Regions from separate parts of the Homo sapiens genome. Here regions 2, 3 and 4 are each linked to region 1. Evidence: read pairs that join two places in POLR2A ChIA-PET (ENCODE). Cell type or tissue: HepG2. All regions are shown on one strand.

What was found. ChIA-PET counts read pairs that join two places held together with the same protein. Peaks named below come from ENCODE experiments on the same cell type or tissue, not always from the same donor. Only the 100,000 strongest peaks of a DNase experiment are listed, where the experiment ranks them.
Region 2: POLR2A ChIA-PET joins it to region 1 with 19 read pairs; 6 of 35 experiments call an interaction of 5 or more read pairs at or near these places.
Region 3: POLR2A ChIA-PET joins it to region 1 with 19 read pairs; 3 of 35 experiments call an interaction of 5 or more read pairs at or near these places.
Region 4: POLR2A ChIA-PET joins it to region 1 with 12 read pairs; 11 of 35 experiments call an interaction of 5 or more read pairs at or near these places.

What each region holds. Positions count from the first base shown.
Region 1 is chr16:14,401,421-14,409,420 of GRCh38, forward strand. No RefSeq gene overlaps it. Among named protein-coding and RNA genes, the nearest start is that of LINC03107, 23 kb to the right of the region's middle. RefSeq lists enhancers at 4,280-4,781, 5,236-5,315 and a silencer at 4,306-4,505. In HepG2, no CTCF peak of the experiment used is centred here; DNase peaks (open chromatin) are centred at 1,291, 1,747, 4,421, 4,931 and 1 weaker place; H3K4me3 peaks cover 786 bases.
Region 2 is chr16:14,482,960-14,490,959 of GRCh38, forward strand. All of the region lies in intron 21 of PARN (poly(A)-specific ribonuclease), which reads right to left. It overlaps LOC105371094 (a long non-coding RNA gene), which reads left to right and starts at 4,043. Exons shown (of 2, transcript XR_933105.3): 1 at 4,043-4,279; 2 at 5,184-6,083. RefSeq lists an enhancer at 2,709-3,644. In HepG2, a CTCF peak has its summit at 6,684; DNase peaks (open chromatin) are centred at 1,064, 2,482, 3,772 and 6,672; H3K4me3 peaks cover 1,082 bases.
Region 3 is chr16:14,281,085-14,289,084 of GRCh38, forward strand. TRT-CGT2-1 (tRNA-Thr (anticodon CGT) 2-1) reads left to right here and starts at 4,809; the gene lies at 4,809-4,880. RefSeq lists enhancers at 702-1,203, 2,748-3,396, 4,078-5,075, 5,106-5,225 and a silencer at 4,526-4,935. In HepG2, a CTCF peak has its summit at 4,221; DNase peaks (open chromatin) are centred at 4,297 and 4,867; H3K4me3 peaks cover 2,622 bases.
Region 4 is chr16:14,494,163-14,502,162 of GRCh38, forward strand. The region is part of intron 21 of PARN (poly(A)-specific ribonuclease); the gene reads right to left. Among named protein-coding and RNA genes, the nearest start is that of LINC03107, 69 kb to the left of the region's middle. RefSeq lists enhancers at 1,481-2,003, 2,004-2,526, 3,932-4,076, 7,390-7,684, 7,410-7,704 and a cis regulatory region at 3,999-4,009. In HepG2, no CTCF peak of the experiment used is centred here; DNase peaks (open chromatin) are centred at 3,599, 4,059, 7,589 and 7,959; H3K4me3 peaks cover 636 bases.

The DNA.
Region 1 (8,000 bases):
AAATCCTTGCCTCACGCCCCAAACTCACTCTAAGTGTGTAGCCCTGGGCACACCCTCAAACCTCTCCGAGGCTGCAGTCCTGGTCTCGTAGGAAGTGAGAGGCCATCCTCCGGGAGAGGCAAGGCTGAGATGCACACAGTTGTTTTCAGAGCAGCAAGGCCACTTCGGCAACACCCAGAGCTTAGGGAGGACGTGGTCAACCAGCCTTTACTGGGGCCTGGGAGACTCCCCACTGACACAAACTCCCTTCTGGTTTGCACTGGGGACGTTCAGTCCCTTGGGTTATGCATTCACTGGTCCAATAGATATTTTCTGTGTGCCAGGCCCTGCACGGGGCACTGTAGTGTGAAGTCTGTCAGGTTCTTCCCTTTAAAGAACACCCCCAAGACACAGACAGATCCAATCCAGTGAGACACACACTCCGAGGGAGCCAACTCCAGCCTGGATAGACGCCAAGCCCCACAGCCAGGCTTCAGACTGACTCCCGCCTCAGTCCGGAACCTCAGCACAGGAAGGACCCTCGTGTCAGGATATCCAGGCCCCGCCCCAGCCCAATGGCCCCTGCCCCTCCTCTATGAACTAGCTTGAGCTCCCCGCCCTCTGGGGACAGAAGCCCCCCAGTGAGTCTGCTGCAGTCACAACAAAAGGTAATGGGGGCCAGGCGCGGTGGTTCACGCCTGTAATCCCAGCACTTTGAGGTTAAGGCGGGCTTATCACTAGAGGTCAGGAGTTTGAGACCAGCCTGGCCAACATGGTGAAACCCCATCTCTACTGAAAAAACAAAAATTAGCCGGCAGTGGTGGCGTGCACCTGTGATCCCAGCTACTCAGAGGCAGGAGAATCGCTTGGACCCAGGAGGCGGAGGTTGCAGTGAGCCGAGATCACACCACTGCACCCCAGCCTGGGTGAGAGAGGGAGACTCCGTCCCTAAAAAACGCAATGGGGTTGTGGTGTCCACTTGGGAAGAGCTGGGGAGGCAAAGGGAATAGGAATGATCTACTCCCCTGCCAGCCAGGCTGAGGCTGTGATCCAGCACAGATGACCCGAGTCAGGACAGCTTAGAGGGTCCCACCCAGTTTAGAGATCACATTCTCCAATTTGGCCAGAATTACACCTGCGTCCTCCAGCGAGGCATGGACCCAGAAATTATGCTTAGGGTCTCCTTCCAGCTTCACGACAGCCTCAGGAGGTAGATGCTGTCATGACCCCCACTTTGTAGGCGGGGAAACTAAAGTTCAGAGAAGTCACATAACTTGCCCAAGGTCACACACAGCCAGCCATGGCCACTGCCTTTACTTAAACAAGAGCAACAACAATCATGACAGCTGGAGTCACTTTAAGTGCATTATCTCATTTGACCAGAAGTAGGAAAACTTCTTGTCTCCATTTTACAGAGCAGAAAACTCAAGTTCAGAGAGACTCAGTAACTTGCCTGAAACAACTGAATAGGAAGATGGCAGAGCCAGCCTACGACAAACAGGATAACAGTAAGAATGGCAGCTATATTCATTCTGTATTGCTGCTCCAACAAGCTTCCACGAACTTAGTGACTTAAAAAAAGATACATTTATTCTCTTACCGTTCCAGAGGTCCGACGTCTAAAATCAAGGTGTCAGTAGAGCTTGGTTCCTCCAGGGGGTTCTGAGGGAGAATCTGAGTCCTTGTCTTTTCCAGATGCTACAGGACCCCTACAAAGCAGGTGGCTCCACCTTCAAAGCATGCATTCCACCCTCTGCTTCCAGCCTCACATGTCACGTTTCTTCTTGCCCCACCCACCGCCTCTTATAAGGACCACTGTGGGCCAGGTGTGGTGACTCATGCCTGTAATCCCAGCACTTTGAGAGGCCGAGGCCACCTGAGGTCAGGAGTTCGAGACCAGCCTGGGCAACATGGTGACATCCCATCTCTACTAAAAATACAAAAAGTAGCTGGGCATGGTGGTGCACGCCTGTAATTCCAGCTACTCGGGAGGCTGAGGCAGGAGAATCGCTTGAACCCAGGAGGCAGAGGTTGCAGTGAGCCGAGATCAAGCCTGCACTCCAGCCTGGGCAACAGAGTGAGACTCTGTCTCAAAAAAAAAAAAAAAAAAAAAAAAAAAAGACCCTTGTGATTACATCATTTGGCCCCTCAGGGATAATCCAGGTGAATTCCTTCATCTCAGGAGCCTTAATTTGACCACACCTGCAAAGCCCCTTTTACCATGTAAATTAGCACTTTCACGGGTTCTGGGGATTAGGATGTGGACCTCTTTGGGGGACCATGAGTCCATCCACCACATTAGCTAATATTCATGGAGCTCTTGCTAAGTGTCAGGCCTGTGCTGAGCATTCTGCATCATTTTAGACCTGCACAACTCACACTTTTTAAAATTCTGTATTTACATAAATTTATGGGGTACAAATACAATTTCATTACATGCGTAGATTGTGTAATAGTCAGGTCAGGGCTTTTAGGATCTCCATCATCCCGATCACATACATTGTACCCATTCAGTGATTTCTTTTTGTTGTTGTTGCTGCTGTGTTTTTTTGAGACAGAGTCTCGCTCTGTCACCAGGCTAGAGTGCAGGCTCGATCTCGGCTGACTGCAACCTCCACCTCCAGGGTTCAAGCTATTCTCCTGCCTCAGCCTCCTTTGTAGCTGGGATTACAGGCGCCCACCACCATGCCCGGCTAATTTTTGTACTGTTAGTAGAGACGGGGTTTCGCCATGTTGGCCAGGCTGGTCTCGAACTCCTGACCTCAGGTGATCCGCCTGCCTCAGCCTCCTGAAGTGCTGGGATTACAGGCATGGGCCACCGCACCAAGCCTATTTTTGTTTTTTTAAACAGGTTCTCACTTTGTCACCTAGGATGAAGTACAGTGGTGCAATCATGGCTCACTGCAGTCTCTATCTCCCAGGCTCAAACGATCCTCCCATCTCAGCTTCCTGAGTAGCAGGGACTACAGGTTGGTGCCACCATGCCCAGCTAATATTTTGCAATTTTTGTAGAGATGGGGTCTTGCCATGTTGCCCAGGCTGGTCTTGAACTCCTGGGCTCAAGTGATCCTCCTGCTTCGGCCTCCCAAAGTGCTAAGATTACAGGTGTGAGCCACCTCACCTGGCAGCCATTAAACTATTTCTTATGATTCACAGCGGTGGATGAACTGCCAAAATTCACGTTCACTCTTCTGAATCTCCATTATTTATTATTCCACTCTCTGTGGAGCCATGTGTATGCATTTTTTAGCACCCACTTGGGAGTGAGAACATGCAATATTTGTCTTTCTGTATCTGGCTTATTTCACTTAAGATAATGACCTCTAGTTCCATGCGTGTTGCTACAAAAACATCTCACACTTTAATGTACACACAGATCACCTGGGGGTCTTGCTAAAATACAGATTCTGGTTCAGTAGGTCTGGATTTCTAACAGATGTCCAGGTGATACTGAGCTATTGTTCCAGAGACCACTCTTTTTTATTTTATTTTAATTTTATTATTTTTGAGACAAAGTTTCACTCTTGTTGCCCAGGCTGGAGTGCAGTAGCGCCATCTCGGCTCACTGCAACCTCCACCTCCCGGGTTCAAGCGATTCTCCTGCCTCAGCCTCCCAAGTAGCTGGGATTACAGGTGCCCACAACCATGGCGGCTAATTTTTGTATTTTTAGTAGAGACAGGGTTTCCCCATGTTGGCCAGGGCGGTCTTGAACTCCTGACCTCAGGTGATCCACCCACCTTGGCCTCCCAAAATGCTGGGATTACAGGCTTGAGCCACCGCGCCCAGCCCTCAATTTTTTTTTTCATAAAATAAAAATCAAAATGCAAAAATCATTCTTAGTTTAACGTCCATGCAAAAATAGACGGTCAACCAGATCTGGCCTGTGAGCCACAGGATGCGGACCCTTGTTCTACAATGTCAGTTCCAGGAGGGCATGTCTGTCTGTCTGTCTGATTATGTTTCCTGAAGTATCACTTGCGTCTAAAACAGTGCCTGGCATCTAGTAGCTGCTCAAAAAATATTTGCTGAATGAAAGAGCAATTCCTCTTGTTTAATTCTTACAACTGCTTTACCAAGGGGTTACATATATGAATATTGTGTACAGAGGAAGAAATGATGAGAGTAATGTCTCTGGATTTATCGACGGGAAAACAGGCATAGAGATGGCATGTTCCAGCCTGTGCAGCTGGTCTCCTAGAGGAAGCAAAAGCACTGCGATCCTCCTCAGCAGTTCGAGAACCTCCTCCCCAACAGATCGCCCCGTCCCCAGGCGGCTCCAGGCCCCGACCCTGAAGCTTGAGACCCCACCCCCAGAAAGCTCGAGGCCCCGCCCCTTAGGCATGAGGCCCCGCCCCCAGCCGGCCGGAGGCTCCGTCCCCAGACAGCTTGAGGCCCCGCCCCCAAAGAGCCTGAGGCCCCACCCCCAGGCGGCTCGGGGCCCCGCCCCTGCAGCCCGAGGCCCCGCCTCCAAGGGGCTCGAGTCCTCACTGGACCAAGCGACACAGAACTGGGTGCGTCCCCAGCACAGCAGGTCCGGGACCCCTCACGCCAGCCACATCTCGGGCCAGGCCTCGCGGAACTCTCACTGGCAATAAAAAGCAGCCATACGTTCTCTCCTATGTTTGTTGGAAGCAACAAACAGCCCGGCCCAGCCAGCTTGGGCAACCAGGCCTCACTCCACAAGGCGGGGCGCAGGTCAGGGGACACTGTCGAGGATGTTTCCAAAGCCCGGCAGGTCAGGGCCTGGCACACAGATCCCCTTCAGGGGCCAGTCTGGTAACATAGACATGTGAAACGGGTGGAGTTGAAACCACAGGCGCCAAATGGCCGCTACTGCCACAGGCAGTGACACCTGTCCAGTTTCGGGGCTTTTTAAAGCCCTCTGTGGCTGAGGCAACGCGTCAGAGAGACCCACGTGGCTGAAAGCTTGTTGGTTTCACAGAGGGCGCCTCCCACTTCATGGCCTTTGCCCATGCTGTCCCCTCAGCCTGTGATGTTCTTCTTGCAAAACCATTCTTAGTTCCTAATCCCTGCAAAAACACTTGGCCAACAAGATCTGGGCCGTGAGCTGCGTGTGCAGAACCCTGTCGGCCCCATTAGCTAACTCCTTCTCTGACTTCAAGTCTCAGAGAATTCTTCCCCAACACAGGCACCCCGCACCTCCCTTGTCACAGGGCAATTTCACATTTGTTTGCTTACTTGATCAGTGTCTGTCTACCCTTGTATTCCTTTCCCAGGGCTACAGTAACAAATTATCATAAAGCTTAAAACCACAGAATGTATTGTCTCACAGTTGCGGGGAACAGAAGTCCAAAACCAAGGTGTTGGCAGGGTTGGCTCCTTCTGGAGGTTCCCAGGGAGAATCAGATCCATGCCCATCTCCTGGCTGATGGTGACTCCTTGGCTGGTGGCAGCATCACTGCAATCTCTGCCTTTCTCATCACACAGCACTCTCCCTGTATGCATCTGTGTGCCAGGGTCCCTCTTCGTATAAGAACCCCAGTCGTGCCATATAGAGGGCCCATCCTAAAACAGTATGACTTCATCTTATCTTGACAACATCTGCAAAGACTCCATTTCCAAATAAGGTCATATTTGCAGGTTCCAGGTGGATGTGAATTTTCAGAGGACACTGTGCAACCCAGGAGAGCCCCCAAGTGTGGGGGGTCCACTTACACTGTGCCTGGAAGGTGGGGACCCCCTTGCTGAAACCCTTCACTCACTTGCCACCAGTACCCTGGCCTGATCTCTGCTGGGGTGAGAGGGTGACTGTGAACAAGACGGGGAGGAGAGATGGTCCAGGAGTGCACTGGCCAGGGCGGGAGCTGGTGGTGAGGGCACAGTGGGTACTTGATGTCTCAGTCTGTGTGGCCTCCTTTCCTCCTCTGCTTGATGACAGGGCCCAGAGTTTTCTCTGAAGCTTTGCTCCTCCCCAACTCTTGGTTCACGGGGTTTGGGTAGAGATGATGCCATTCCTAGGTCTGGAGATGGCCGTGTGTCCCAGGCCTGGCCAATCAAACAATGCTTCTACCTGACACAGTGACCGGTTCAGGACTGGACAGATGACCCAGTCATTGCCAACGAAGTCTCGTTCTGTTGCCCAGACTGGAGTACAATGACGTGATCTCGTCTCACTGCAACTTCCGCCTGCCAGGTTCAAGTGATTCTCCTGCCTCAGCCTTGCAAGTAGCTGGGATTACAGGCACGTGCCACCACACCCAGCTAATTTTCATGGTTTTTTTTTTTGTTTTGTTTTGTTTTTTTTTAAGTAGAGACAGGGTTTCACTGTGTTGGCCAGGCTGGTCTCGAACTCCTGACCTCAAGTGATCCACCCACCTCGGCCACCCAAAGTGCTGGGATTACAGGTGTGAGCACCAAGCCCGGCCTCAACTTGGGCTTCTGATGGAACTTATCCTTAAGTAGCTGAGCCCGTGGCTATAAGCCTCTTGTCCTGGGCAGCCACCTTGCCACTATGAGGAGGGAACCAGTGCTTGAATGAAACCCCTGCAGAGAAAACTGAAACCAACAGCCAGGAGAGGGACTCCCGATGCCACATGTGAGTGCCTGGATCCAGCCATTCCTGAAGCCACATGTATGCCTACACTTTTTGGTTACATGGCCCAGTGAGTACCCTTTTTGCTTAAGCCAGTTTGAGTTGGTTTTCTGTCAGAGATAACAGAGTGAAGTGACATGTAGTGTGAAAGCCACATTGGATCCCAGGACTGTTATGGAAACTGAGGTTTGCTGTGGCTGGGCCACTTTCATTGAGGTCACAGCTCTGACTTGGCAGCAGGCACTGAACTACACAAAGCAGGATTCCTGTTTAATGGGAGATAAGGAACAATTACAGTGTCAAGAGGTGAGGCCAGTTTGAGCATTTCAGTCCCCAAGCATACCCAGGAGGGCTAGACTCAAGAAGAGAAACTTTAGGATGGCTCTAGATGCCAGAGGGAAGGGTTTGGGGTGAGGTGGGGAGATGGAAGTGGAGGTGCTGATCTGGGTACCGTCCCCAAGGCTGAGAAGGAGCCTGGGACTTGGCAGAGTCCCAAGAAGAGACAGGGGGTATGAGGGCCCTTGGTACTAAAAACAGAACCAGGCACAGTGGGTCATGCCTGTAATCACAGCACTTTGGGAGGCCGAGGCAGAAGAATCGCTTGAGGCCAGGAGTTTGAGACCAGCCTGGGCAACATAGCAAGACCCTGTCTTTACAGAAAATTAAAAATTAAAAATATAAAAATTAGCCAGGTGTGATGGTGCACGCTTGTAGTCCCAGCTACTCAGGAGGCTGAGGTAGGAGGATTGTTTGTACCCAGGAGTTTGAGGTTGCAGTGAGCTATGATCGAACCACTGCACTCTGGCCTGAGCAACAGAGCCAGACTCTGTCTCTACAAAAAAAAAAAAAAAAAAAAAAAAAAACAACTAAGAATAAGGCTCTTTCTGGCTGCTAGGAAGGGCCCCGGTCCCTAAGCTTGGCTCATGAGCAGTGGAGCTGCCACCTTTGAGGGCTCCTGGAGCTTGGAGTCAGGGCACAGAGCAGGCCCAGTGTGGATTTGAGCCTGGAGGGCCTTTCCACACATACCTGACCCAATATGCTCCTGAGACCTTCTCCCAGCTCTGGGGAGCAATGGCAGGGAGCCCTGGTATTAAATAATTGTGGCTAGGTCCAAGCATGGTGGCTCACGCCTGTAATCCTAGCATTTTGGGAGGCTGAGGCAGGTGGATCGCTTGAGGCCAGGAGTTCGAGACCAGCCTGGACAACGTGATGAAACTCCATCTCTACTAAAAATACAAAAATTAGGTGTGGTGGTGCACAGCTGTAATCCCAGCTACTCAGGAGGCTGAGACAGGAGAATTGCTTGAACCCAGGAGGCAGAGGTTACAGTGAGACGAGATCACACCACTGCACTCCAGCCTGGACGCCAGAGCAAGACTCCGTCTCAAAAATAAATAAGTAAATAAAATAAATGATTGTGGTTCACAACACATTCCATTTAATTTAGAAAAAAATAATGGATTATGG
Region 2 (8,000 bases), 82 kb after region 1:
ACCTGGAAGACAAATGACCTTGGGTACACCTGCAAACTCTCCAAGTCTGAGTTTTCTCACCTGGAAAAAAAAGCCATTGCTCCCCAATCTCATTTTCAGTGTGAAAGTACTTTGTAAACTGTAAAGAACCGGTAATGATATAAGTAAAATATTAATTTTCAAAATATTTGCAGCCAACATTACTATTTGGATATTATTCATTTTCAGAGTAACAAAATGAAAATAAACAAAACCACTAAGGGAAAACTATAAACCCTCACTATTTTCCTAAAATAAAATGACAACAAAAAGCAATATTGCCAGTGGTGGCGATTACTGTGTCACACACTGAAGATCTCCGGTATGTCTGTGTGCAGTGTTTTACATGCATTATATCTAATCTTCATAGTACGCTTGCAAGAGAGGAAATGTTTTTACTGGTGAGAAAGCAGGATCACAGAGGTCAGGGTTTTGCTGCAGACCATCCCTGGGTGAATGGCAGGGATAAGATGCAAAACCAGGTTCCTCAAACCCTAATACCAGGGTCCTTCTTATTACTCTGCATCTATTGGAGGTGCTTTATTATTTTCATTTTATTAATTTTTTTAAATGATCAGGCTTTATTACCTGTTCTGTTACAATGAGTTTTAAACAAATTTGTACACCCACATGTCATCCATCACGCAAATTAAGATAAAGAACATCCCCCTCACCCTCATGCCTGTTTTTAGACAGACTCCCACCCCTCCTTCACTGGACGAAGGCGCCTCAGATGTGTAGTACAATTATGGCATTATCTTCCTCAACTTGAAAACTTTGCTGTCACCACTGCTATCATCAGGGCTTAATTTTGCCTTCTCTTGAGCTACCTATAACTGGAATTACACTACATATGCATTTTTTTGTATTTATCTTATTTCAATAGTTTTGGGGGAACAGGTGGTGTTTGGTTGCATGGAAAAGTTCTTCAGTGACGATTTCTGAGTTTTGGTGCATCCATCAGCTGAGCAGTGTACACTGCACCCAGTGTGCAGTCTTTTATCCCTCACCCCCTCCTGTCCTTCCCCTGGAGTCCCAAAGTCCATTACATCATTCTTATGCCTTTGCTTCCTCATAACTTAGCTCCTATGCACTCTGCAAATTTAAGACAGCTGCACAATACTTAGGACATGCCTCTGCTCCTTCTGCCTTAAAGACTGCTAATTCTCCGTAATGCGCCTCTGGCTGGCAGCAGTACTTGAACACTGGGGCTTAATCCCCCCTTGGTGTTAATGCTTCAGACTAAGGCCAGGTCAGTTGTGTTCTGATCCCATGCTGCCCCCTCTTCTGAGGCTGCTGTGGATGGATCACGATGGCGGCATGGGAGTGAGGATCAATGGTGGCCTCTTGGTGCCCATTTGCTACTTCTGGCTTCCAGTTTAGGCATATGCGTTCCTAGCCCACTATCACTGCCAACAACTATTACCCACACTGGCAGTGAGACCATCAGAGCCTGGCCACGCTGTTCAGGGCAGTCTTTGTACCTGGTAGCTGCAAAGCGCCATGATGTCAGAAACAGAATCTGTCTACTTGCACCTAGAAAACCCCTGGATATGGAATAGTTCTCAATAAAAATGATGTGACTGAATGCAGAGCAGAATGCAGTGCTGGTGACGAGCATGCAGGCTGTGGGCACGTCGGCACTGGACAAGGGACTCCAGTTTACCAGGGACCTTAAAACAGAGGGAAAGACAACTGTATGAGAGGCAGATGTCCCACATCCGGCACCTGACACATTTTAATCTTCAACTAGGCCAGACTTCACTAAAACTTAGTGCAACAAAGGTTTCCGGAATGTCATGCCCTAAATATTTAGTCATCTAAAAAACAGAACAAAACAGGAAAAAACTCTACTTCTTCAGAAAACACAAATTTTTACTAAGAAGTTTGTGTACTTTTAAAATATTCACTCAAGAGTTAAAGAGAAAAAGAAAAAAAAAACCCTCAAAGTATTAGGGAGGCAGGGCACAGTGGCTCACACTTGTAATCCCAGCACTTTGGGAGGCCAAGGCGGGAGGATAACTTGAGCCTATGTAGTTGAAGACCAACCTGGGCAACACTGTGAGACCCCCGTCTCTAAAAAGAAAGTGCTAGAGAATGTTCATATTATACAATGTCTCCCAAAGAAGTGGAGTGGGTTACTGAAATGTGAGCTGAAAACAGCACACTCTGCCTCACTCAGGAGATAAGCGGTGAAAGCAGGCAGTTCTGGAGATGTGCTATTGAGTAAAGTTACTCATATCAGAGAGCCACAGAAATAGGATCCTTTCCTGAAAATCTTATTCCTTGGAACAGTTATTTTTCTTACTTTGAATGTGTCATATTTCTGTTATTTTTCACTCATTTACCCAGCCTCCCAACAATTCATATCCAATAACCATTGTCCACCCATTCTTCCATGTGGTAACTGCTTACTGAGTGTTTTTGTCCCAGGAACTATGTCAGGTATTTGGTAAATCAAGACACAATCTCCACCCTCTCTTAAAGGTCACCCTGTCACATACCAGATTTATGTAGTGGTGATTTCGCTGTAAGCTTGTCACTCCCTAAGCTTGTGACAGATTAAAATATGTTCATCTATCAATGTGGACATATGAGAACCCATTGGTTCTACCATCATTATTCTGTACCAATTGTTAACCAATGAGCATTCTCCTGGATTTTCTTCTATTTCAATTCTTTTTTTTTTTTAAGAAAGTTCTTTATTTTTATTAATATATTTATTTATTTGAGACAGTCTTGCTCTGCCGCCTACGCTGGAGTATAGTGGCGCCATCTAGGCTCATTGCAACCTCCGCCTCCCGGGTTCAAGTGATTCTCGTGCCTCAGCCTCCTGAATAGCTTAAACTATAGGCGTGCGCCACGACGCCTGGCTAATTTTTGTAATTTTCACAGAGACAGGGTTTCACCGTGTTGGCCAGGCTGGTCTCGAACTCCTGAGCTCAAGTGATTCGCCTGCCTCGGCCTCTCAAAGTGCTGGGATTATGGGCGTGAGCCACCGTGCCTGGCCTGGCTATTGCGTTCTTTAATCTAAAAGGTTTATTTTGATTTGCAAGCACACCCAAAAGGGATGACATCTGCAATAATCCCTCTGTTGCCAGGTGTGGTCGCTCATGCCTACAGTCCCAGCACTCTGGGAGGCCAAGGCAGGAGGACTGCTTGAGCCCAGGGGTTCGAGACCAGCCTGGACAATGGGGCAAAACCCCATTCTCCACACACACACAAAAAAAACCACAAAAATTAGCCAGATGTGGTGGCTTCAGACTATAGTCTCAGTTATTAGGGAGGCTGAGGTGAGAGGATTGACTGAGCCCAGGAAGTCAAGTCTGCAGTGAGCCACGATTGCACCATTGTACTCACTCCAGCTTGGGCAACACAGCAAGACCCTATCTCGAAAAAAATCCTTCTCTCAAGTTTAATTTGGATTACCAAGTAGGAGAGGAGGCTTGGGTCAATATTCCCCATGAAAGCAAAGGTGATGACAGGGTCACAGGCGAGCTGAGTTAATCTATTTAATGATATCTGATAGTTTTCAATAATTCAGCTCCCAGCTGATAGACAAATGTTACAAACAACTCCCTAACCATGGCGAGGGGATTTATCTGAGCACATTTGGAATTTAGGATCACTTAAAAGGGGAAATAAATAACAGTCCGCTTTTCACTGCTGGCCTCCACGTGGCAATAATTTACCAGCATTCCTTGAGTCCCAGCAGCTTTGCAGCTCTCGGCCTTTAATCTAGAAGCCAAGCTCTGGCTCAAAGCCACGCCTCTAATGGATGAATCAGCAAAATGAATTGGCTGTCAACTGTGTCCTCCAGCTATTCCAGCTCGCCTGTCAGAAGCAGCATGTAGCAGGCTGCTGGGTAAAACTAACCTTTTCCAAATTTGTCAGGGAAATGATTCAAGGCAATCTATCGGTCTTGCCACTTTGTGAAAGCCACTGGGGAACCAAATGTGCTAAGAGTCCTCCCTGTTTCCCTGGAGGTGAGTGGGAGCAGTTCCCTCACATAAGAGTCTCAAACACTCCGGCTTCACTGTGCCCAAGAACAGCACGGTCCGGGGTGGTCCAGTCTGATCCCAACCGGCCCACCCGGGGCATCCGGTGGAAGTCTTCGCCGGAGGATCCGAAGGCAGCATCAACGCGGTTGTCTCTTGACACTGCACACAGCATAGCATTTAATCTTCGGATGTTCTAGTCACCACACAAATAAAGAGACTGAGCATCGGAGAAACTAAACAGCTTGCCTGAGGTCTTGTAGGTAAGCAACAAAGCTGGCTTGAAACCAGGATGTGGCATTTATATATACATTTTAACAATGTTAATACTGCCACATGCCTGCTGTGTATTTATATGCATTTTGTTTATGTAGGTTGACAATTAGCTTATAAAATGCTTCCTGTATTAAGGAATTACTTAAAATGTTTAGACTTTATTGTTTTTTAAAGAACTTTCCACTACTGTCAAGCAAAGACTTTCCAACTAAGTTGATGCATTATGTTTATGAAGAGGAAGACAACATAAGATGTAGATTCCTTCCTAAATTGACTTATAGATTTACTGCAACTCCAGCAAAAATATTCCAACATTTTATTTTATTTTTTAAACAACTTCTGTGGAACAGGGCTAACTCATAGGCAGTGTGCCCAGAGTTGGCCTCCAACATTTTAATTAAATATTGAAAAAAATTAAAAGTAAGAAAAAAAAATCTCGGTAGAAAACAACAGTGGTTGTGAGAGCCTGGGGCTGGTGCTGGGGCTGGAACGGGAGAGGAAGTTGACTACAAAGAAGGGGAGGGCATTTTGAAGGTGACAGAACTATTTTATATCCTGATTGCAGTGCTGATTACATTACTGCATGCATTTGCTGAGGCACAGAACTGTACACCAAAGACGGTCACTTTATTATACATCAATTAAACCTCAGTTATTCTGGGAAACCTGAAAGATGAATTCTAAAATTAGAATAAAAGGGCCAACAATAGCTGGGACATTTCTAAAAAAGAATGGGAAGGGGGACTTGCTTTACTAGGTAAAAAAGCTTATTGTAAAGCTATAGGAATTGAGACAGTGGAGTAATGGTGCTGAGATAAACTGACCAATGGTACAGAATTCTAAGAGCCTAGAAAAACACGTATATATCTGTGAAACTTTGATTTTTGACAGAACTGCCTGGAAAAGGAAAAGCTGGAAAAATTGTTTATCCATGGGGGGGAAAAAAAAAGAAATTGGATTCTTAGTCACACCATGCCGAAAAATTCACTCCAGATGGATGAAGAGCTGAAATGTCAAAAGCAAACTCTGAGAATTTGAAAAGGAAATATAAGTGAGTATCTTTCTGAGCTTGAAGTAGGGAAGAATTTACAAAGATAGAAAAAAGGACAGGCATAAAAGAAAAGATCAATAAGTTTGGCTACATTAATATTAAAGCCTTTGTCCATCAGAAGACACTTTAAAGAGAAGAAAGACAATCTATAAACTGGAAGAAGATATCTGTAAGACATTCAACTGACAGGATTAGCACTAGAATATATAAAAATAGCCACAAACTAGTGAGGAAACAACTGCAGAAAAGTGGGCACAAGGCATGAGAAGCACGGTCACCGCACAGAAGGGAGGTGTGTGAGGCCAGTGGACATATGCAGAGATGCTCGGCCACAGACAAAGGCAAATCATGACTATGATGAGACATGATTCTATACCTACTGCGTTGGCAAAAATTATAAAAAACATTGATAATACAACTATTGGGAAGGTGTGGAGCAACAGGATCCCCAGTGGTTGTACGACCATTTTGGAAAACAAGTTAGTGTTCTCACTTAAAGATGATCATTCTCACTTCCTATGACCCTGCAATTTCACTCACGAATAATAAGAGATCAATACAATAGTTTCCAAAAAAAAAAAACTGTTCATAATAGCTAAAAAGAAAGAGAAAGAGGGCTCCAAATCCTTATCCTTGGGTAAATGGACAAATCTGCAGTATATTCACAAAATGGAATATTGTCTAAGAGAAAATATGAGTGAACTACAGCTACGCAGAATAAAATGGATGAATCTCAGTGATGTAACGGTGAATGATAAATGCAATCCCCCTCACGCCCCGCAACACACATACATACACACATGGCGGGGGTGTGTATGAGAGGGAGAACAAAAAATAGCAAGAAGATGATCAGCACAAACTTCAGTAGAATAGCTGGTACTGGAAGGGAATCAGGAGAACTAGAGAGGAGAAGAGCAATAGGTAGATGTAATTTATTAGTAATGTTTTAATTCTTTGGTTGAGTGGTGGTTTCACAGATGTGCATTACATTTTAAACAAACAAAATTTCTAGCACGCCTGTAATCCCAGCTACTCGGGAGGCTGAGGCAGGAGAATCGCTTGAACATGTGAGGCAGAGGTTGCAGTGAGCCGAGATCGTGCCACTGCACTCCAGCCTGGCGACAGAGAGAGACTCAAAAAAAAAAAAAAAAAAAAAAAAATTCTAGCTTTTCCATTGTTTTACCCTGTCCAACTACTAAAGGCCATTTCCAATACAATCTGCTTAAGTGAGAAGGTCTCTTTAAGATTAGCTCAAACTTACTCCTGTTTCAATGTCTTCGGTCACATGGAAGTGGAGCCCCTGAGTGGGACACATGTGGTGTAAATGCGTACTGCAACTCAGATGCCAGACTTCAGCCTTGCTCGGTGGCTAAGGGCATTTTTGCAGTCTGCTTCTTAGAGGGTTGAAACCAGTTTATTGTAGCAACTGTTTGTGGGTGGGGAGAGTGTACTAGGAAACTGCTGAAGCAGTTACACACCATTAGTCCTGCATTTTTTGCCATGGCCACTCTCAGCAAACATCAAGTTCTCAATGTCTAAGGGAATTGCCTATATTCGTATTAACCCAATGGTTACAACAAAGAGGGCTGGACATGGTGGCTCATGCCTATAATCCCAGCACTTTGGGAGGCCAAGGCTGGCGGATCACTTGAGTCCAGCAGTTCAAGACCAGCCTGGGTAACATGGTGAAACCCTGTCTCTACTTAAATACGAAGATTAGCCAGGCATGCCTGTAGTCCCAGATACTTGGAGGGGTGAGGCTGGAGGATTGTTTGAGCCCGGGATGTGGAGGTTGCAGTGAACTGAGATCGTGCCATTGCACTCCAGCCAAGTTGACAAAGTGAGACCCTGTCTCAAATAAATAAATAAATAAATAAAAATAAAACAAAGAAAGAGAACTATTTATTGGCTATTTCCTCTGTTAGCACAGAAAATCCTGTCAGCATTATCCTGGCTTTATAGATAAGGACACTGAGACTCATAAAAAGGGACTGGCCCAAGGTCCCAAAGATTACATGTGTAGGCTGGGACCCCAACCAAAGCCTACATTCTTTCCACGACACCACATGCACTGGAAGGCACCCGGTTTGTGTCATGCAGAGTTAACACAGGCATACATCTGTCTGCAAGGAAGCAGTGTGTCCATCTCTCCACCCAACAGCCTTGTGCAAACGCTGGAAGGAGTCCCTGTGTGATAACCTGGTGTGTTACTCCACAATCAGAAGTGATGTGTGCCAAGAGTGGCCTCTGCCTACTTCACAGGCCCAAATCCTACTCCTCTAATGCCAGTGTGTGCCTTAATGTCAAAGACGCCCTCTCTGACACCCTTTAAGATGGCCTCTCCTTATTCCCCTCAGAGCACCCACCAGCGTGAGGCCCTAAATCACCACATTGTCATTCAGGATTGTCACCCCAAGCCTGGATGACACTAAAGGTTGCTTTGTGTTTGTTTGCTTATTTAAATATGAATATATTAAATACAAAAGTTTTTTCATATTCCATAAAGTTTGATCAAGTTTAAATTTACAACAGATGGACAGCCTCTCCAATTTACCAGATAAGAGAATGGAGGGTTTTATCAGATTTTGCAAAAGGGCAAGCTTTAAAAATCTTTAAAGAAAGATATTAAAAATCAAGGAAAACAGAAACACCCAACC
Region 3 (8,000 bases), 120 kb before region 1:
GTAATTGCCATAAAGATGGACATATGGATCAACAGAACAGAATAAAAAGACCAAAAATAGACCACACACAGTTCATTGAATTTTAACCAAGGTACCCAGGCAATTCAATGGGGAGAGGGTAATCATTTCAACAAATGGTGCTGAGGCCCAGCATGGTGGCTCACACCTGTAATCCTAGCACTTTGGGAGACCAAGGCAGGAGGATCACTGGAGCCCAGGAGTTCAAGACCAGCCCAGGCAACATAGCAAGACCCCCCCCCCAACCCCCGACATCTACAAAAGAATTTTAAAATTAGGGCCAGGCGACGTGGCTCAGGCCTGTAATCCCAGCACTTTGGGAGGCTGAGGTGGGCGGATCACTTGAGGTCAGGAGTTCAAGACCAGCGTGGTCAACATGGTGAAACAGCATCTCTATTAGAAATACAAAAATTAGCTGGGCCCACGTGGTGGCACATGCCTGTAATCCCAGCTACCCGGGAGGCTGAGGCAGGAGAATCCTTGAACCTGGGAGGCAGAGTTTGCAAGTGAGCCAAGATCATACCACTGCACTCCAGCCTGTGTGACAGAACAAGACTGCGTCTCGAAAAATAAATAAAAATTAAAAATTAGCCCGGTAGGCATGGTGGCATGTGCCTATAGTCCCAACTACTCTGAAGGCTGAGGCAGGAGGACCAGTTGAGCCAAGGGCTGAATCAGGAGAATCACTTGAGCCCAGGAGTTAGAGGCTGCAGTGAGCTATGATCATGCCATTGCACTCCAGCGTGAGTGACAGAGCAAGACCTTGTCTCTTTAAAAAACAAAAAGAACCCTGCCCATCCCTCACAACACAGGGCCCCTGCCTCAAGGAGCTGGGATACTGTGAGTAGCTAAGTGTGCTTTCTTTAGGTAAAATCTTTATTTAGGGTGTTAGTAAAAAGCCCGCTGTCATGACCTCAGATGACCTAAATATCCAAGCCTGAGGGTTTTTTCTCTTCCACAAGCAAACGAATTTCTCCAGGAATACTTTAAAGCAGTGCTTCCCAAAGTGAGGCCCTGGACCAGCTGCAGCAGCATTAACTGGGAACTTAGAAAGGCAGCTCCGCGGACCCAGCCCAGACTAACTGAATCAGCCTGCATTTTCATGAAATCTGCAGGTGCCACCCAGCCACCACCAAGGCTTACTGAGATAACGCAGGTGCCAGCCCCTCACAGGCCAGGAAGAGCCTCTGTTGCCCACCCTCACTCTGTGGAAGGCAGCAGGCACCAGGCACACAAGGTGAGCCAGGATGGAGGAGCTGGGGGAAGCCCAGGTCCTCCCTGGAGCCAGAAAGTGTCTTGGAGACATTGCCATTGAATTGTTCAGAAACAATTTTTCAGACACCCACAGCTGTAGCTAAACCACTTTAGATAGATATTGTATCTCGGTAGGGCTTAGGTTAATCAGGCACCATCAGGAAGGGAGAGAGGAAGTAAAAAGGCATTCAGCCTTCTAAGACCCTCAGGAGGTCTTTTTGAAAATCTAATAACGGCTGGGCGCGGTGGCTTATGCCTGTAATCCCAGCACATTGGGAGGCTGAGTCAGGTGGATCACGAGGTCAGGAGCTCAAGACTGGCCTAACATGGTGTAACCCCGTCTCTACTAAAAATACAAAAATTAGCCAGGCGTGGTGGCACGCACCTGTAATCTCAGCTACTCAGGAGACTGAGGCAGGAGAATCACTTGAACCCAGGAGGCGGAGGTTGCAGCGAGCTGAGATTGCACCACTGCACTCCAGCCTGGGTGACAGAGCGAGACTGTCTCAAAACAAAAACAAAAACCCCAATAAATTGTGACATCCCTCTTCCAGGAAAACTATATACGCACTTTATATATACTTTTGGGGAAGTCACACGTTTCCTGGGCTTGAGTGCATGGGCTCAGGTTAAGAAATTTTTGAGACAGTCTCACTCCATCTCTGCTCACTGCAACCTCCGCTTCCTGGGTTCAAGTGATTCTCCTGCCTCAGCCTCCGGAGAAGCTAGGACTATAGGCATGTGCCACCACACCCAGCTAACTTTTTGTATTTTAGTAGAGACGTGGTTTCACCATGTTGCCCAGGCTGGTCTTGAACTCCTGAGCTCAGTCTACCCAACTGGGCCTCCCAAAGTTCTAGGATTACAGGCATGAGCCACCTCCGGCCTAAGAATTTCTACTTTACAGACAGGCACAGGGAAATAGAGGTGCCAGAAAAAGCCAAAAAAGATTAAAGACATATATATGTATATATTTTGTTTGTTTCTGAAATAGAAAAGAGTGCCTAAGTTTCAACACAAAGGAAAAGTGGATGCTTATAAATTATTCAGATCTAGGCAACTTAATTATACAGAAGAAACAAAAAGATCAAAAGTATTCCATCATGGCACTTGGCTTTGTCACCAGATCAATTCTGACATTTTCTCACTTAAAACACCGCCTTTCTAGTCCCTTGAAACCACCCTCTGCTTCAGCCAACCCTGGTTTCTCACCCTAGCATTTGGGAGGCCTGGGATTGGGTCACAGTTGTGTGACAACAGAACCTCACCTGGACCACAGACCCTGTCAGGGCACAGGGAATGTTTGCTTAAAGTTTCTCAGTAAGAGTGAACAATGGCCAATTCCTTATGACCGAGAAATGGAAGGTTTTGGCTTGATCACCAAAAGCCTTACTGAAAGTTCAGCACTGGGACATTTGTTGGTACAGTGGTTGGAGAGTCCCCAGAACCACGTGGAAGGGAATCTTACATGTTGGTACCTTCGACAATACTTGTTGAGCACATACCTCGTGCAGACGCCGGGGCCAGGACAGACACATCCACCCTCCAGGTATCTGTGATCTGGGGCTCCTCAGGTCTCCTTTTCACCTGCCAGATAAGTGGACTTATCAGCCCAACACCTGCCACCTGTATGCTCTATTTTAGGCCTCACATAGGGTCAGAGGGCCCCCTGGCCCTGAGGATACAAAGGGCATCCCACGTGCCCATCAAGGTGCATACGCCCCTTTTCATGTGCCTGGGACACCTGAGGCTTTCAACTGCCTCCCTTCCCTCAGAAGACAAAGATTTTTAAAGTACCCATTAAAATCCAATTTCCATTCCACCTGCCCGTTAGTTTTGGACTCAATCCCCACGTGATTTTCCTTCATTTGCTAATTTCTTTTCATAAGCCTCTGCCACTTCTGCACAGTAAGTCTTCAACAACCCAATAAACACCTCCCCTCCCCCCCAAAAAAAGGATGGGGACAGTGGAGCCAGTATTATCATCTGCCATTCAGAAGCAATGCTTGGTAATGCACGTTTTCTGAACATGTTCTCCAAGTCTGTCTTTCTTTTAATTGGGGAGCTACCAGGTCACCTGCACTTAGAGCGCCACAGCACTCCAGGTGCAAGGCCTCAGGGTTCCAGTCCTAATGCCTGGAGGGAAAATTACGCATTTCCCACTCACCTGCCCAAACTTTGACATTTAAAGCATCTCTCTGGTATTTTTCAGCTTCCTATTTGCCTATACACCTGCATGGCAGGCTGTGGACGTTCTTAGTATAGGCCCCTATATACCCTACCGCATCACTGGTACCAGCAGGCAGAGACACACATAACAGAATGTTCTGTGAGCAACACAAATCCTCCAGTCAACCTAATGCCCAGCTCCCAGCAACAGATTAAATCAATTGTAGCACAGCCACTCAATGGAAAACCATGTAGTTACTAGAGACTAAGGTAACCCACCCATGCATAATAATCCCATTAATTATAGTATATACTTTAGTATATATGATTTGCTATATGGTGTTAATATTACACAACACATTCATGAATAATAGAAATTGTTATATTTCTCAAACAATGCTATTAATTTTGATTAAACTGTATTACCTACCAAGAGCCATTGAATTAACACATCATACATTAATTCATGAAAACTCAAAGTGCAGAGAACAGTAAATCAGTCCGTTTGTGTGGAAATCAAAGGGCATGTTTGAATCTATAAATATGAGCGTGCACATTAAACTGTCAGGTGCCTTGGGGCTGACTTAGCCGACAAGTCAGCAGGTCTGGGCGGGAGAGAAGTTGCATTTCTCACAAAATCCCAGGTGCTGCTGCTGGTCTTGGGACCAGGGACACATCCAGGCTAAACAGGTAAACTGGGGGAAGAAGAAACTTTCGGCTTTGTTTGTTTGTTTTTATTTTTTTCTTTTCTTTGAGACAAGGTCTCCCTCTGTCGCTCAGGCTGGTGTGCAGCGGCGCGATCTCGGCTCACTGCAGCCCCGATCTCCTGGGCTCAAGCGATCCTTCAGCCCGGGCCAAAGCGCGGAGCTTCCAGAAGCTTTTATTTTCTAAATCTCACGCCTCCATTCAGCAACCCTGGCTGGGCGTGGGCTCCCTGCAAGGCGGCGGTGGACGGCCCGCAGTCGGGCCGATAAGGAAACCTGCTACCATTCCTTGGCTTCCTGGGTGCCTCACTCTAGAGGGGGAAACTGAGACTCCGAGTCGAGCCGTCCCGAAGCGCTACATCGCTGGCGGGGCTGGGATTCGAACCCGACTTCTGAGATACAGGCCGGTGCCCCGCCCGCGGGACCTGCGGGACCCTCGGGACACCGCTCCAGCCGCGCCCCGACTCCAGAGGTTCTCCAGCCCACTGCAGACGACAGAATCGCCCGCGGGTCCCCGAGCCCCCGAGCCCGCCGGGGCGCGCCCGTTGAAGCCCCGCCCCGCCGGCCGCAGCAGGGAGGGGGACGGTGCGAGCTCGTGCTCGCTGGGCGGGCGCACGGGAGCGGCGCCAGGATAGAGGTTCGCGAGACCGCCATCGCAACGCAGGCGCGGTGGCCAAGTGGTAAGGCGTCGGTCTCGTAAACCGAAGATCACGGGTTCGAACCCCGTCCGTGCCTGATATCCAACCTTCAGCTATAGGGTGGAGACTTTTTAGGAGTGGTCGACTCTTGCCGTACTCTGCGAGTAGATCCTTCCCCCTGGACTGCAGACCCAGCCAACTGTTTTCCTTCAAGGGTTTGGGTTCAAGCTCCCATCCTTCCCTCGCAGAAGGTGGAAGTCTGGGTGGTCCAGCCTCGGCGAGTAAGGTCCGCAAATTTGGCCGGCCCCGGCGATCGGCTCCCTACACACAGCTACCCCTGGGGCGCTTCATCCCCTGGGAGAAGATGGAGGGCTCTGGGGGTGGGGCGGGGCTCGCAAACTCAAAGGGTCCCCTGCAGATCATGGCCTCAGGGAAGCCCCAACACCCTTGGGGCAAGGAGACCTGCAGCTGCTGGAGTTTGGCTTAAGGGCCCATCCACATTCTTCTGCACAGGAAAATCCAATTTTATCCGCTCTAACAAAAGCCCTGCCGTTGCCTGATACAGAGCCCACACCCAGAGTCAGCTGGTGTCTGTCTGGCTTGCTATTTTTGAAAGGAAATCCACTGTAGGCATTGCATTCGAAAGAGAAGCAGCCCTGTCCAGGCTTGGAGCAATTCTGACACGCAAATCTGAAACCTCCGGCTCTGAGCCTCCGCTTGCCCCTCTGTAAAATGGGCGCTTGTGAAGCAGCTGCCAGGAGAGGCTGCTGTGGAGGCGGCCTACGTAGACGGAGCTCCAGTCAGATCGCACAGGTTTTCTTTGCATCACGAAGGATGCACCAAAGGGCTGCTGGAATGCCTTTGAAGACGTCATGCAATGACCCCAACCTCCAGGACCGCCACATCGTGCACTCTGAAAACCAGCTTGAGCGAATTTGGGGAAGGCTGTATCAGTCTGAGATTCCTAACTGGAGGAGGCATTCGTGGAGCGCCTCGTGTGTGCCTGGTGGAACTGGATTCTGGGCGTCCCTCGGTGAACTGGCCAGGCCAGAACGGGCTCTCGGGAGGTGACAGGGAGAGAGGGAGGGAGCAGGAGCTCCCGGGGGTAAGTGTCCCCCTTCTACAGCAGGGGTTCCACACTTGTGAGCGTGGATCAGCCTCCCCTAGAGGGCTTGAGAAACGCAGATTGCTGGGCCCCAGCCCAGGGCTTCCGCATTCAGCAGCTCAAGGCTGGGCCCAGGTCATTTGCATTTCTAACGAGCTCCCAGGAGAAGCTGATGTTGGACCGCACCTCGAGGACCACTGTTCAAACGAAAGCCATATTCTTTTTTTCCTTTTTCTTTTCTTTCTTTCCTTTTTTTTTTTTTTTTTTTTTTTTTTTTTTTTTTTTTGAGACGAGTTTGGCTCAGTTACCCAGGCTGGAGTGCAGTGGCATGATCTTGGCTCACTCGGAGATCTCCGCCTCCCGGGTTCAAGCAATCCTCCTGCCTCAGCCTTCCGAGTAGCTGGGATTACAGGCGTGCGCCACCACACCCGGCTAATTTTTGTATTTTTAGTAGAGACAGGGCTTCACCATGTTGGCCAGGCTGGTCTCAAACTCCTGACCTCAAGTGATCCACCCACCTGGGCTTCACAAAGTGCTGGGTTTACAGGCGTGAGCCCCCATACTCGGCCACGACAGCCATATTCTAAACCCAGGAAGGAGCCTGTGCATAGGCATGTATATAAATAGGTAAGTTAATGATATAAAAATAGAAAATACCAGTGCTTCTTACACTTCCACTTGGGGAAATCTTGCTAAGAAGCAGGTTGTGACTCAGTAGGTCTGGAGTGGGGCCTGAGACGCTGCATTTCTAAGAAGTGTCTTGGGGTGATGCTGGTGCTGCTGGTCTCCAGGAGCGGTACACAAGGGGTGGAAGGGTACACGCCAAAATAGCATCATCCCCTGGGAGGGAAGTAGACTAGGAAAGCTGTTGAAAGGGCTCCTTCACTTCTTACCAGGTAAACGTGTGCTCTACATTGCTTGGGTTTTCTTCAAGATGATTTCTTTGTACTACATATGCAATTTTTTTCCAGAATCACCCTGTCCCTCAAAACCCCTACCCAAACACAAAAACCTTTTGGGACACAGGCAAATTAGAACAATTCAGAATTAAAGCAAATAAATGTTGAATGTTCTCTTGTCTCCACTGGAGCATCTATTCATTTCTTTTTATTTTACTTTCTTTTTTGGAGACAGGGTCTCGCTCTATTGCCCAGGCTGGAGTGCAATGGTGCTGTCATAGCTCACTGCAGCCTCGAACTCCTGGGCTCAAGCAATCATCCCAACTCAGCCTTTCAAGTAGCCAGGACTACAGGCGCTAGCACCACACCTGGCTTTTTTTTTGGGGGGGTGGGCGGTGGGATCGACATTGGTGTCTCCTTATGTTGCTCAGGCTGGTCTCAAACTCCTGGGCTCAAATGATCCTCCCACCTCAGCCTCCTGCCTCAGCCTCCCAAAGTGCTGGGATTACAGGCATGAGCCACTGTGCCTGGCCCATTCGTTTCTTTTTGAATAGGTGCCATAAAAGATCACGTATGGGCCAGGTAAGGTGGCTCACGCCTGTAATCCCAGCACTTTGGGAGGCTAAGGTAGGTGGATCACCTGAGGTCAGGAGTTCAAGACCAGCCTGGCCAACATGGTGAAACCCCGTCTCTACCAAAAATAGAAAAATTAGCCGGGCATGGTAGTGGGTGCTTGTACTCCCGGCTACTCGGGAGGCTGAGGCAGGAGAATCGCTTGAACCCAGGAGGCAGAAGTTGCAGTGAGCCAAGATTGCACCATTGCACTCCAGCCTGGGTGACAGGAGTGAAACTCCATCTCAAAAAACAAAACAAAACAAAAAAACACGGCTCTTGGGCAGGTAGGCCAATATCTTTGAAGAGCATGGAATTGTCCACCCAGATTTCCTGTCCTTGTCTTTCTGTCCCCATCCACAGAGTAGACCAGCACTCCTTCTCTGTGACATCACCCAGGGAGACAGCCCATTCTCATCCATCTCCACCATAGCCTGTCTGTATCAGGTGGAGAATGTATTAGAAAAACACAATTTACAATACTGTAGATACCATTTATGCAAAAAAGTGTGCACAAAATGACTAAGGATATATATATATATTTGTGTATGAAGAAGTGCTTGCTGTTTTGTTTTGTTTTTTATTTTCAAGCCTGAAAGAT
Region 4 (8,000 bases), 93 kb after region 1:
ATACTCAGGGGTCCTGGAACCAGTCTCTCATGGACATTAATGAACGCCTGTATATTTCAATCTCACTTGTTCATTTATTCATCTATCCATTCATTCATGAACAAACTATCTTCTAAAACTAGGCAACTGAGGCTGAGAGTGAAATCAGAGAGACAAAGCCCAGTACTCAAGGAGAGAAAGAGAGCACAGACCATCACCCACGGGCTGAGGGTTAGAAAAGGAGCTTGCTCTGGAGTTTCCCATGGGGAAATGACCACACCTGGGGCTCAGAAAAATTTCCCTAAGGAAAAGACACTCAGGTCTTTCTTGAGACTTGAGGGTTGGGAGAGCAGGTAGTGTAGAAATTCTGGAGGTGGGGAACTGTGATCCAGGCAGAAGGAATATGATGAGGTGACTCATCTGAGAGAGGAACACAGTCTAGACTAAGGATGAATGACCGTAATAGTGAATCCTAAGGAGGAAGCAGGAGAAGGGCCGGCGGTGCAGCCGGAACGATGCGCAGAGGAGCGCCACACTGAGGAGTTCAGTCAGGAGGGCCTTGTGGTCAGATCTCCTCCTCCTGACAAAGATTCCGGGAGATCAGCAGGACGCCAGGGTAATAAATATGGAGAGAAAGGGCGGTGGCTTGTTAGGATGGAAGAGGTGGGGACACAGAGAAACTACACAGTTCTCCGAGTCCTAGCCTGGGCAGTGCAGGGTTGTGCCATCTGGGACCAGGGAACAAGATAGTGGGAACACAGGAATGGGGTAGATGGTGGCTTTGAAGTACCTGGGAAACATCGGTGGAAATGTGGGATGGGCAGAGAGAATACATTTGGGAATCACTGGCATGAAGGTGGTGTGAGCCCTGAGAAAGAATGGAATTGCTGAGGAGAAGGTGCAGAGTAAACACAGAAGCCTCCAGACTGAACTTAGGAGCACCGGCCTTTAATCCTCGTATGGATGGGGAGGGCAGTCATGAAAGCCTGGGAAGCTGTGGCCTGAAAAGGAGAAGGGCAAACCTAGGGATTTAAGAAAACATTGCTTCAAGGAGGAAGAAGAGGCCAGGCATGGTGGCTCATGCCCGTAGTCGCCAGCACTTTGGGAGGACAAGGCGAGAGGATCACTCGAGTTCACGGGTTTGAGGCCAGCCTAGGCAACACATACCCCTCAATGTCCACTAAAAAAAAAAATTAGCTAGGCATGGTGGTGCGCACCTGTAGTCCCAGCTACTCAGGAGGATCGTGAGCCCAGGAGTTTGAGGCTGTAGTGAGCTATGACCACACCACTGCATTCCACATTCCAGCCTGGACCACAGAACAAGACTCTGTCTCCAAAAAACAGAGGTCAGAGTACTGAGCACTCAGGCAAGGTGAGAAGACTGCCTGGTGGGTGTGGCAAAGGGGTCAGAGGGTCTTCAGTAAGAACAGGCTCTGTGGTGTGGGGACCACAGCGAGAGGAGAGTGAGCGAGGAACCACGGTAAGGGTGGTGACTGCAGACGCCTCGAATTCCGAAAAGGAAGGAAAGATTTGGGAGAAGAGGCGAGCTGGGGTTGTGGGAGTTCTTTTGAACAGGTGGAAGGAATTCTGCCCATGGGTGGGCATGGATAAAATGTAGCACAAGGCCCCTGAGAAGGGACTTGGAGCACATGGTGGGGACACATGTCTGACAGAGGCACAGAAGGAGGGAGGTGTGTGCGCGGACAGCTTTGTGAATCTGGGGGCAGGAAGTCGCACCTGGAAGTTCACTGTTTCCTCTGAAGAGGGGTCGAGGTCAGGGGAGGGGAGGGATCTTCCCAAAAGCACCAGGGCTGGAACCTGGGAAGACAGGAAGAGCAGAAGAGGCCATGGAGCTGGTACCTGATAAGGTCCCTGCCAGAGATGTGACCTTCCAACTAGTGCTAACAATCTGCCCAATGCTCTTTTCCTCCTCAAAACCACCCCACAAAGTGGGTAACAATTCTCCTTCCATGGCCAGGCAAACAGGGGCCGAGAGAGGTTGAGTGGCCTGCTGAAGATGGCGATTCTGACAGCAGGGCTGGGGTGTGAAGCCCGAGCTCCCTGACCCTGACGCATGCTTCTGATGACAACTTTAACCTGCCCCTCAAAGCAGTCAACAAAGCCTCTGCGCTCACACCCAGCCCAACACAAAAAAGGGCTTTCCCAAGTGCTGACACAGCAGCTTAAAAAGTGGGTAGTGAAGTGCAGAAGGTAAGAAGGAATTTATGATGGCATCAAGTAGAAGCAGATGGGAGTTTGGCAAAAAGTTTAGAACTATTACTTAAAGAAAAAAAAAGAAGAAACCCTTCTTTTTTTAAAAGATGAAACACAACTTAAAATAGACTTGGGAAGCAATTCCATACTTAACAGTCTTGAGGAAGTTGACAGACAGCTGAAAGACCTAAGCAATTTACAACATTCTTCACACTTCATGGCAGAAAATTAAGATTGATGTCTCAACTACACAAGAATAATTTAAGGTAAAATCAAAGATCTGCTAGATCATGTGAAATGGCAGATCCTAAACGTCAAGAACTCTGAATAAATTCCACTCCAGGGAAGACTAAATAGTACACGGCTTAGTTAATACTATATCTTTAAGGTCTGCTTATTACATATTACAAAGAAGTACAAACAGATACCAATCATGGTTTATAGGGAGGTTACTAAGCACCAGGTTCTCTACTATCTCTAATCCTAATACATTATTCTATATCCTAAAACATTAATCTATTTTCTTCCATCTTTAATCCTACCCCTGTAAAGCAGTCTTATTTTGAATACGACAGAACAGTGCCTGAGACATGTTAAAATAACTTGCCTGATGTCACCGTGCTGGACTGCCGTGCACAGCCAGTATTTAACCCGTTGTTGACGCCCCTTCCCCTGCCTGAGGGATTCCCAATTTAATGCCAGCATACAGCCTGCAATAGGTTTTAAATTGCAACAGTATCACTAAACAATACCTACTTTTACTACATGAAACCCACTCTCATACGTCCTTTTCTTCGACTTTCTCCCCTCTTTTTTTTAAATGCTGGTATCTACCAGCATTGATTTCCTGACCCACTAAACAAGCCCTGCCTGACCTGAACTCTATAACACAACACAGCTCATTGACACCCACCATTCAAAACAGCATTTCTATGTGACAATGTGCTTTGTGTTCTAAAAGGTTAATCAACAAAAGAACGTTTAGGACACAATCTCTTCACAGCCTGCGTGTAACTGAAGCACTGGCTGGAGGTAGTGGCTGCATCTACAGATTCAAGTTGGGTCCTTTCACCTGGACTAGTTCTCAGGAACTTCAGATGCCAGGTACAAATATATACCTAATAGGCACACACACCACCTGCATCAAGACAACACTTTTGGACCTAGCTAACTTTGGCAACTTGTTGGGCTGTTTATGAAGTATTAAATCTGCCACAACATTAGTGATACGGTGATAAAGCACAGTGCTCCATGTTTCTTCTACTTCCCATAGCCACATACGCAAACAGCCTGACAGAGCAGCACATATTTTAAGGCTTACAGGTTTCAGTGGTTGAAAAGCTTAGTCTGTTTGTGTATAAGCTAATATAGGAGCTGCTGGGCTGCACTATTTACACTTTCATTAAGGGCTGCACTATTTACACTTTCATTAACTGTGTCTCTGTGGATGTTTTGAAGTGGTTTTCATCTGATAAAAGAATTTACTGGCCGGGTGCGGTGGCTCACACCTGTAACCCCAGTACTTTGGGAGGCCAAGGCAGGTGGATCACAAGGACATGAGAGCAAGAGACCATCCTGGCCAACATGATGAAACCCTGTTTCTACTAAAAATACAGAAATGAGCTGGGTGTGGTGGCATGTGCCTGTAATCCCAGCTACTCAGAAGGCTGAGGCAGGAGAATGGCTTGAACCAGGGAGTCGGAGGTTGCAGTGAGCCAAGATGGTGCCACTGCACTCCAGCCTGGCAATAGAGAGAGACTCCATCTCAAAAAAAAAAAAAAAAAAAAAGAATTTACTTATACCTCATGACTCAGCTTATTCATTAACCCAGTGAAACCCCGGAGGAGAGGAGGGGAACTGGAGAGAGAAAGAGAATGATGGGCAGCCAGGCAGAGCTGAGCTAGCTCACCTGCGAGGTGAGTCATGGCCCCTGGGAGGGAGGGTGTCTGTCACCAAAAGCAGCCTCTCCCAACCTATTAGAGAGTCACAGAAATTCCGTATCAATAGTAAATGGGACAATTTTGTCTCTGGTTCCCTTTAACCGTCCCTTGCCATGCTCCTAGCATTGGAAGCACTCAGCACTTTCCTGATGGTGCCAGGATGCTGCGCTATGAACATGAGTCCTCTTCCTAGGCCTGCCTCTCACCTCTTCCCACCTGCTAGCCCTGCAATCCACCTACAGATGCAGAGCAGCTCCAGGACACATCATACACGATCTGTCACCACCAAGAAGGTTTGAAAAAATGCCAACACCACCTCCTTGAACACCAGGCCAGCTCCTCCGTGCCTTCATGGAGCCCTGTGCCTGTGCTTCCCATCCTCTGTGGAGAGAGAACAGTTTATTTTAAAGGAAGGGAATGAAATCCTCTCTCCAGACTATGGGTTGCCTTGGGACGATGAAATTTACTTGTTGTAACTGGCAATATTTGACTTCGAAAAAGAGTTACACTTCTCCAAAAGGGAAATGGATAAAGAATGAGGATGTTATTTTTATTTTCCACATCAATTTTACGCTTTGCCTTGATGAGATGATGTGCTCAATGACTAATTTATTTCATTGGTGAGTTCTGTCTAGACCCTACACGCTGAAACCCTGAAGGTCACCAAATGTCCCCAAATGGTGGCGCAAATCTGAGTAAGAATTGTTTTGATTTTGAAGTCCCATCCTGCCTGGGCATTTAACACAATGATTCTACACTTGTATTGTTGTTTCTGCTTTTAAATGACCACATCACTTCCTTGTGGATTTGGGATCTTAGGAGGACTATTCCAGCTCTTTATTTTCTTTTTCCTTAAGTAAGCTGCTTCCCTGTTACGGGGGCTGTTGCTGCTGACACCAGACCTAAAGACAGCATTCAGGTCTGAACTGGAGCAGGTTAGGCTGCTAGGAGAGGAAGCATGCTGAGTGACATTACTCTTGAGTCTAACACAGGTAATACAGGGGGATGGGAGAAGGAGAAAGTAGGGAGAGGGAGAGAGCGGGACAGAGAGAGGAAGTGGAAGGAGACAGTGAGCCTGCAGGGGAATCAGGGAGAGCGAACTTTTCCCATTTGCTGAGGAACTGCTTTTATTAATAGAAGGTGGCAACTCCCAAAATTCAAAGAAGTAACAAGTTCTTCACCACTCCTGGACATTAAAAGGATCTGTGAAATTCTTTGCCAGCAGGAGAATACGATTTTTAAAAAAGTGATATTGACATTGTTCAGCTTTCCAGACTCAAGTCATTAAATCTCTAAATTGTTCTAAATATTCATTTTGCTTTCTACATTCTAAAAGTGTAGAGCTTTTTTGTCTATTTAAACATTCATTGTAAAAACCAACTGGTTAGATAAAAAAGTCAAGCCAAAAGAGAGAAATGTAAAAAACTAAAACAAGCCAGGTGCAGTGGCACGTGCCTGTAATCCCAGCTACTCAGGAGGAGGAGGCAGGAGGATCACTTGAGCCCAGGAGTTCAAGTCCAGCCTGGGAAACAAAGGGAACCCTGTCTCCAAAAAATGTTTTAAATAAAAACAATATTAATACAATGGCAAGTGTGATATTATCACATGCCAAAGTATTTTTGAATATTTTATAACATTGTATTTTAAAATTCTCAATGACCTGAGAGTTTCCTACAATGTCAAAATACTCAACACAAATTAGGAAACTGAAAAACAACTTCTGAAAGTCAGGTATACAGAGAGAAGAACACAGAATGCTTTTTTTCATTCTTTGTTTTTTGAGACAGTCTCACTCTGTCACTCAGGCTGGAGTGTAGTAGCACAACCACGGTTCACTGCAGCCTCAACTTCCCAGGCTCAAGCAATCCTCCCACCTCAGCCTCTCAAGGAACTGGGACTACAGGAGCTTGCCACCATGTCCGGGTAATTTAAAAATTTTTTTTGTAGAGGTGGGATCTTGCTACATTGCCAGGGCTGGTCTTGAACTCCTGGGCTTAAGGAATTCTCCTGCCTCAGCCTCCCAAAGTGCTGGGATTACAGGCATGAGCTGCTGTGCCCAGGCTAGAATGGTTTCTGTAAACTTTATCTTTTACTTTTTTTGTTTTGTTTTGTTTTTTTAAGACAGGGTCTCACTATGTTACCCAGGCTGGAGTGCAGTGGCTATTCACAGGTGTGACCATAGCTCACTGGAGCCTCAAACTCCTGGACTCAAGCAACCCTCCCGAGCAGCCAGGGCTATAGGCACGTGCCACCAAGCCTGCCTACACTTGTGGATTTTATAAAGTACTCTCTACATTTCTTTCCCTAGAAAAAAATATTACCACCCTTTAGATTCTAATTCTAAAGTGCTACATCTAATACCTCTAACATAAGTAAAGTCTCATTTTAAAGCATGTCCAATGAATAAATTTGCTTCTACTGCCTTTGCATATGCTAAGATTTTGATGGAGGAAAAAAAAAGTACCTGAAAGCAGCTTTCATGGAACCCAGCTATAAAGCTCCACAAACCCCATTTTTCCAGTGAGCTCACAGATAGTACCCTGTGCCCTATGTCAGCTTAGGGCAGCAGTTAGAGGCCTTTACCAACAGAAAAGAAAAAGCCTAGCTTGCTTCTAAGGCTACATACATCCAGATCTGTTCCACCAAAATCAAATCTGTGGCAAGGAGGTCCATGGCTACAGATTCTTCTGCTATGAGGCACCCAGGGAAATAGTCCAGAGGTCTGAATTGCAAACAAAATAATTTTAACTAATATAAAAAAGACCATCTGTTCAGTAACTAATTCCCTTGAGGACATGATATGGAAGTCAACTATCCAGCTTCCACCTTTACATAGTATATAAATGAGAAGAGAAAAGCGAGCAGGTTGGGTGCAGTGGCTCACGTCTGTATCTTAACACTTTTGGATTATTTGAGCCTGCCCAGGAGTTAGAGACCAGCCTGGGCAAAACAGTAAAACCCCATCTTTACAAAAAAAAACAAAAAACAAACAAAAAAACAATAATAATAATAATAATAATAATAATAATTAGTCTGGAGTGGTGGTGTGCGCCTATAGTCCCAGCTACTTGGGACGCTGAGGTGGGAGGATCACTTGATTGCGCCACTGCACTCCAGCCTGGGACAAAGCAAGACTGTCCAAAAAAAAAAAAAAAAAAAAAAAAACAGAAAGAAAAAGAGAATGAATGTTAAAATGTAGGCAGAGGCATGAAAAATAGAAAAGAAAGTCAGCTTGCAGAGCCAAGTTTATATCTTACCCCACCCTGATGTGGTTGGCCAACAGCTGATAGAGGGCTTTTCGGTAAAGTAGGTAGAAACAAACCCCACCAACCCTCAGGTTACCAGGCAATGTGCCACCATGTTATTAAAGCCATCATGGTGAGAGTTCCTGGGCAGGCAGCCCGCTGGAATGCTGAGTCATCTGTTCCCCCGCTCACAGCTGGCCCTCCTCCCCAGCACATGCTCTGCCCACAAGCACACTCTTTGGGGAATGCATTAGGAAGCAGCTACCTGAATGTATCCTGAAAATCACAGACAAGGCACTAAACACACACCCATTGGAGCCTGTTCTGTCACAACTCAAGCCAGAGTGCAGGCATAAATCACTGCCGTTTCTGGAAAGAGCACAGGCACACCTTGCACTCAGCTCTCTAGAGGCCTTAGCTAAATGCTGTTTAGATTATTTTTAAAAAATGTGGTTTTGACTGGTTCAGGATTTAAAAGAGTTAACAAACATCATATGAGCAGAAGGCACAATGGAATGAGTGTGTACACTCTGGGGTAGACAGCTCTACTACTGGAAGGCCACATGCCTCTCTGGGCAACTGTTTTCTTATCTTTGAACTGAGATGCTTTCCACAGTTGGCT